Linked DNA regions of Homo sapiens: region 1 is linked to region 2. The links are chromatin contacts, found by Hi-C or POLR2A ChIA-PET in ENCODE. All regions are on one chromosome and are shown on one strand. Each heading gives the region's core, a stretch centred on a gene start or an enhancer-like site at or near the end of the contact. The rest is flanking DNA. Distances are from core to core; before and after follow the strand shown.

Region 1 (3,372 bases), core at 247-2,746, 42 kb before region 2:
TGAGTATTTCAACAATTATCTGCAGTCAGGGGTTCAACTTCAGTTTTGGGATGGGGTTGGATAATAGACTATTAAATTACTACTTTTGCTACCTCCAATGTAGACACTATGGCAGATCAGTGAAGACATGTGGCAAATATTTTATTTGTGGGAGACTGAGCTCCCAATCAACCATCATATTTTGTTCAGTTGGGTGCTTAATGAGTATTTATTGATGTGGATAGCTACCATTTATTGAACTCTGATTATATTCCAGACGCTTTTCTAATTCTAAGCACTTTTAAACATTATTTCTAATACTATCAAACAACTTCATAATTAATATAACTCCATAACATAATAGGTAGAATCTATTATAAAGAAAACTGGCTCCAAACAATTAAGGAACTTGTCCAGAGTTGTTAGAGCGCAAATAAGTGGCAGAGGTAGGATTTGAGCCAGGTTTGTGTATGTCAAAGCCTATCTGTGATCTTTCCAAGACACCAACAAATTCCACAACAGTGAAGCATGCTGAATTCACTGTAATTACAAAGGTAATAAAAATGAGCCACGCCAAAAGTTAAAATTTGAGTAAAATGTAAAGGCTATTCCTTTCAGCAAAATAAAAAGTCAGACTCAGAATCACCCACTGTTAAAACACTTATCATTAAGCATAGATCTTTGCCCTAGCAGTGAAGGTCAACAAAGTCAACGATCCAGAAATTAAAGTGCAAGTCCCTTCATCTCCTGAATTTAACATAGAAAATGGTAAAACGAGCTTCCCAATGTTTTAAGCTTTAGGTTGGGAACTGGGAAACCTGGGTTCCACTTGGAGATCTGTTATTAAGAACTCTGTGTCCCTAAGCAAGATCTGCAAGACTCTTGGCTGCCCCAGTCTCAGTTCCTTGCCTGTGAAAGGAAGGGATTTGGTTCTATAAGATTTCTAAGTTCCCATCTTTGTCGAAGGCTAAGATTTGTCTTAGAACGTTTTCTAAAGAACTGACACTAATTTACCTCATGACATCTTAGAGAGGCAGGGCCCATTTTGCAGATGAAAAGTAGAGATTCACAAAAGTTAAGTAAGCTTACTGAGCTCTCGCTCTCACTCTATGTCTCTCTGTCTCTCTCTCTCATCCCTGTATTGCCAGACTCTCCCTCTTCCCCCTCCTGCTTTGAAATGCTTCATTGGCATGGGCTGAGGTGGGATAGAAGGGAGCTAGAATGTCTCCTTCCACTCTCTAATGCTGAGACCTTCCCTCACTTCCTAGAAAAAGCCACTGTGTCCCTAACACAGCCCACATGCTGGCACCATCCCATCCACATGATGTAGAATAGGGGCTGTGATTTTGTTCCCACCCATTTGTGTGGATGTGATTAACAGTAAACTCACCCAGTCACCTGGAACCCCAAAAAGAATCTGTTGTTGAGGGCCAGCACTTCTCCTGCCTGTTTGCTGACACCTCAACACAACCCCACAGTCCCCATTTTGGCCACCTGCCTCCCACTCCTTCCAGTCACCCGGGCACAAAACCAAACCACGCTGCTCCTCTGAACAAAGATGTCCTTGAGTGAAAATTCAAAATACAAGCTTACCATGTTACACGAGGACTATTAAACTTTTTAAGCCAGACTTATGCTAAATCACTTGAGTTTGGCTGTCTCTCTTTACACATCACACACTCACACCTCCTTGCCAATCTGGAGAAATCTAGTTTTCCCCTCATCCAAATTTTCAGCACTGGTACATTTTAAGAGCTCTTTACCCCTTGTTTATTTCTTCTTTCACCACCTCAAGGTATTTCATTCCTAAGTACTTTGTTTTTCCATTCCATATTTTCTCGCTCTTACTTGCCAGTTTTTTCATTCCTTCCTCTGCCTTTAGTATTTTCCTTTCCTCTGGCAAAACAAAACAAAACACATACACACACCTCCTTTTTTAGTACTCTAAAGAGTGCTGCGTTGTTTGTCCTTTCTCTTTATCTGCTTTATACATCATTGGCCCTGGAGACAGAGGGCTCTTTCTTCTCTCTTGGGATTTGCCAGGAGTATTTATTAAGCACTCTATTACACATCTACATGCATTAGGTGTTCTGTACATGTATTCCCATTAAATCCTCAAAACCACCTTATGAAATAGTTATTTCCCTAAAACAGTGCTTTTCAAACTTTAATGTGCATATAAATCACCTAGGGATCTTGCTAGAATACAGATTCCAATTCAAAGGGTTCTGGGTAGGACCTGAGAATCTGCATTTCTTGCAAGCTACCAGGGGATGCCAAGGATGCACATCTGTGGATCACATTTGCAGGTTTGGCCTGTGTTTGGAACCAGACTGTTGATCCACAGTGTTGAGCGCTGCCTTCTTCCCACCATCCTCTCCTAAAATTAAAACACCCGTTGAAAGGTCAACAGATTCACCATGGACATCTCAGCATGTAATTGACAACAGTTGCAGAATGTGTAGCCTGTGAACAATGAAAGCACAGAGAGAGAATAACACCTATTCAGGGAAGTGAAACAGAAGGCAACAGTTGTTGAAGGTGAAAGCAATCTAGTAAGAGACTAACGCAATAGGGGTAAGCCTTCAAGACAGACATATTAAGGAAGATGTCAGCCCCCTCACCCCAGGACACAAACCCAGGGGATAAGACACAGACTCTGCCATCTTGAAATTTACTGAATCTCCTCTCAAAAAGCAGTTACTGAGGACCCACTAGCATAAGTGCATGTCCCACATACTCTATGTGTCTTCTCATTAAATGTTCATGACCACTTTCAAGGTCACTACTACCCTCAATTTTACAGATGAACAGAACTAAGGCTCAGGTAACTTGGTTAACTTTTCCCAAGATAATTACCAATTTGCAAAAATCAGATTCAACCCACTCTTCCCACTGCAAGCTCAGGTTTCTATTATAACACAAGCTGACAAAACACTGGAGAGAAATGGAGGAGCCCACTAGAGTCTAAGCAGAACTTCTGCCTTGGATGAAGCTTTTCTTCCTGTCTTTTGTTGTTGTTGTTGTTGTTAAAGCATATGCAACTCAGAAGAGAATGACTGTTTTTTATGCTACTCATGGCTTTGGATGTAAACAGAGAAAAAGAATCTCAGGAACACGGCATAGAGGGACTGTGGTTTGTAGTGGAACCCTCTGCATCACTTTTATCTGATGCACTTCTTTTCTCTTTTACTATCTTGGACATCTGGAGGGCAGGGAGTGGCAGTTGCTGAAACTAGTCCATCTCTGAAGGAGAAGCAGCTCAGCCTTGTGTTTGATTACATCCTCTCCCATTCCTCCTGGCCTCCAGGGACGTATGTCTCATAAATTACCCCAAAAAATGATTACATCAGTTTTTCTCCTATGTTTGGGTCCATTGTCTCAGTCTTAAAA
Region 2 (3,332 bases), core at 219-2,718:
CAAAGTCAGAATTTTTACTTACCCCAGGGCAAAAGAGTTTTGAGTCAGACAAGCTTTGGGTCAGACCTTTAAAGGCATTCACCCTCTCTTTTAGCTTTTTATTTTGAAATAACTTTAAACATACTGAAAAATTGCAAGAAAAATAGAAAAAACAGCACCCATATACCCTTTACCCACATTCACCTATTATTAACAGTTCACTTGTTTGCTATCATTTGTTGCCTTTCTCTCTCTGATAAACATCACATATATATAATTTTTGAATCACTTAAGAGTAAGTGGTGTACATTATGTGTATTTTCTAAAATTAGGGTGTTCTTCTGTATAACCACGCTGCAGTTGTCAGCTTCAGCAATTTTAACATTGATGCAATAATTTAATCTAATCTATTGTCCATATTCCAATTGGTTGCTTGACCTAATAATGTCTTTTTTCTCCCACACAACAGGATCCAGCCTAGGATTAAGTATTGCCTTTAGTTGTCATGCCTCTTTAATCTTCTATAGCTCATAACATTTACTCATGCACACACAAAAGCATCCCTTTTAATTCAGACATCAGTTTTATTTGAATTACACACTTTCCAAATTAACGTTGCAAGGAATCCCTGTCAATCCACTGCTCCTAGATTTGTCCTCAATGGCACTCATTCTTCCTGATCCCTCCTTACACTGGAACTCCAGGTAGCACAAAGTCTGTTTGGGTGGTAGGTATAGTTATGCCCTCCCAAAGCATTTTTTTTTCTCCTTACCCTTGAAAAGATCTACAACTGCAAATTTTGCGCCAAGTAAATGTGAACTGGCACTATTTATTTAAAAGATTATAGCCTTCAATACATGGCTGGAGAATGCCACACAGACTCTTGTGTAGTGGCCAACTAACAAATCACTCCATTGCCCTAAAATATTTTCTCAATCGCCTCCTCCACCTGTCTCCCTCTGAAGTACCACGAGCTTTTGGCCAACGGAGAGAGCTCATTCCTCTTCGATCACTCTGATAAATGTAGAGCGGAGATGGCTGTGGTTGAAAGGTACAACCTAAACAAAGGCTCCAGATGAGAACTTTGGTGACTATAGTTTATATCTGAGCCTAGTAGACAGTTACTAATCTGTATAAATGCTGTAGTCAAGCCATATGGGTGAGAGAAACGACTACTAAATGGAAATCACCGACACACTGGCGTACTGAAAAACTACACTTCTCCCGATGTCATGGTTTATTTGCATGCAATCCCAGCTAAATCAATATCACCATCTTAATCAAGAGGGAATTACAGGCTGTGGCAGAGAGGTATCATTGTAAATAATTACATCAGAGCCATTTTCAGACACAGTGCACGCTGAGTTGAAATGTTTAAACAGATATGAGAAGAAGGAAAAAAAAAAACCTCAGAGAGTGCTTGAGGGCTGTTTGTGCCCTGAGTGGTGATTCAAGCAGTCATTGTCTTCATGTTCAAACCTTAGAAGGGCAGTGCCCAACTGAGAGTCTAAGGGTCAGGAAAAGAAAACAGTGGCAGCATTGTGGATGTGCACAACATGAATGAAAGATTTTATAATCTTAAGTGAAAATACCTAGGCTTTTTTCCCCTTTTAATCAGAAAACATCATCTCTTTGCATTTTCTAGGAAGAAAAATTCCCTATACAGTTGCCGTGTAAGCCATGGCAGATTTGCAGATTGCCAGAGATCCAGTTTGGAAAGAGGATCACTCTCTGGCTGGCTGGGAACACGTTCATGGAGACCCAGGGCATTGAGCCCAGCTCAGGCTTTTCAGCAGCAAATAGAAATTAAGAGAGGTAGAATGGCAGGGAGAATAAGTCAAATGACATTCATTTATGCCTAAAGTTTTGTCAATCCTTTTTAATCTATCTTTTCCTTTTCCCTAATTTGTATTCTAGTATTTGAGAAAGAAAATCTGCTTAAATTAAGAAAGTTTGAAATGGTGTCTGTGAATGAGGAAATGAGATTTTCTTAACTTCAAGTGCAGGCAGCATCAAAGCAGGAGAGGTGCAGTGGAAGAAACACTGCTTTAAAAAAGAAAAATGACTTATAATTAGCTCTAAGGAGGCAGCTTGAGCCACACTGGCCTCAGCCCATGAGGGCATTGTTTATATGCAAATGATTCCTTCTGAAGCACTGGAAAACACTTCCTTCCCTTGAGGAGGTAAGCATTCTCTTGAAATCTGGTCTATTCTACTCAATTTGGTTTATTTTTTTTCTTGGTATTTCTAAAGTAAATGTCAACTTTAGCTCCTATTGGGAATGAACATAAATTCCAAATTAATCCATTTTCCCTGTTCAAATACCGTCCCATACATATGATGTTGCCATCATGGCTGCTTTGCAGTGGTGCCTTACTAACAGGCTCCCCTGAGAACAAAGTCAGCCAGGACACTTAGAGGATGGGGATGTTGAGGATGCTGGGGTGGGGAGCTTGTAGCAGCTGCAATGAGGCAGAGGAGGCGCTCATTTATGCCTAAAGTTTTGTCAATTCTTTTTAACCTATGTTTTTCTATTATTTTTACTATTATTAACCTTTTTTTAAATCTTTTTTTTTTAATCTATTTTCTTCTATATTTTTTTCTCTGTCCCTATTCTTGGATACATCTGTAGGGGCAGAGCCCAGCCTACCTGGACACTGAGCTGCTCCCATGGGATAGGTATACTTGGGGTCCCCTTGGCAAAGGGCTACCTGCAAAAGGAGAGAATGGCCTTTGCCAATCTCCCACCTAAACAGAGCCTTAGCTCACCTTGCCTAGAAGAGGGTGAAATATGGGCTCTAATTTCTGGGTCCCACCTATGTGTCTTGTATTACTTCAGGCAATAATAAATCTCTGTCAATGAAAGATGCTATTGAAATGTTGCCAACCAAATCTCCCCCTCCACAGGACCTCATTACTCTCCATCTGGCATTCACTGGTCTTTCCCTCTGAGGATCCCCTCAACTCCAAATATCTAATCACCAGATACTGCCAATTTTACATTGGAAGTCTTTCTCTGCTTTGTACTTCTCCCATTCCCAATATGCCTGTTCATCACCTGTCCTCCATCTAACTATTGAGAGAACTGCTGGGCCACACTCCCTGCCTCTGGCCACCAGCCTGCAGCCTAGCCATCACACCACCACCAGAGAGATGGATAGATGGTGGATGGGTGGAAAGAGAGGGTCATGTTACCTAGGACCTAAAACCCTTCAGGTGTGTGTTAGTCAGCTTGGGCTGCCCTTACAAAATACCATAAACTGGTGGGGGTTAATCAACAGAAATCTATTTTCCCGCAGTTCTAGAGGATGGAAGTCCCAGATCAAAGTATTGGCAGATCTGGTTTCTTCAGA

What was found. Hi-C counts contacts between places; a loop is a spot of excess contacts on that map. ChIA-PET counts read pairs that join two places held with the same protein, here RNA polymerase II (POLR2A).
Region 1: a loop to region 2 is called in a map of endothelial cell of hepatic sinusoid, with 3 times the contacts of the local background. The contact joins two enhancer-like sites. A Hi-C loop is called at or near these places in 1 of 168 maps with a recorded cell type or tissue (endothelial cell of hepatic sinusoid). POLR2A ChIA-PET finds 5 or more read pairs at or near these places in 4 of 52 experiments (A673, HEK293, PC-3 and 1 more).

What each region holds. Positions count from the first base shown.
Region 1 is chr14:58,738,900-58,742,271 of GRCh38, reverse strand. No RefSeq gene overlaps it. Among named protein-coding and RNA genes, the nearest start is that of LINC01500, 88 kb to the left of the region's middle. Within about 2 kb of position 1,496, at least 2 of the 41 ENCODE cell types and tissues checked have a DNase peak (open chromatin) inside an H3K27ac peak, as active enhancers do.
Region 2 is chr14:58,696,492-58,699,823 of GRCh38, reverse strand. No RefSeq gene overlaps it. Among named protein-coding and RNA genes, the nearest start is that of DACT1, 60 kb to the right of the region's middle. Within about 2 kb of position 1,468, at least 2 of the 41 ENCODE cell types and tissues checked have a DNase peak (open chromatin) inside an H3K27ac peak, as active enhancers do.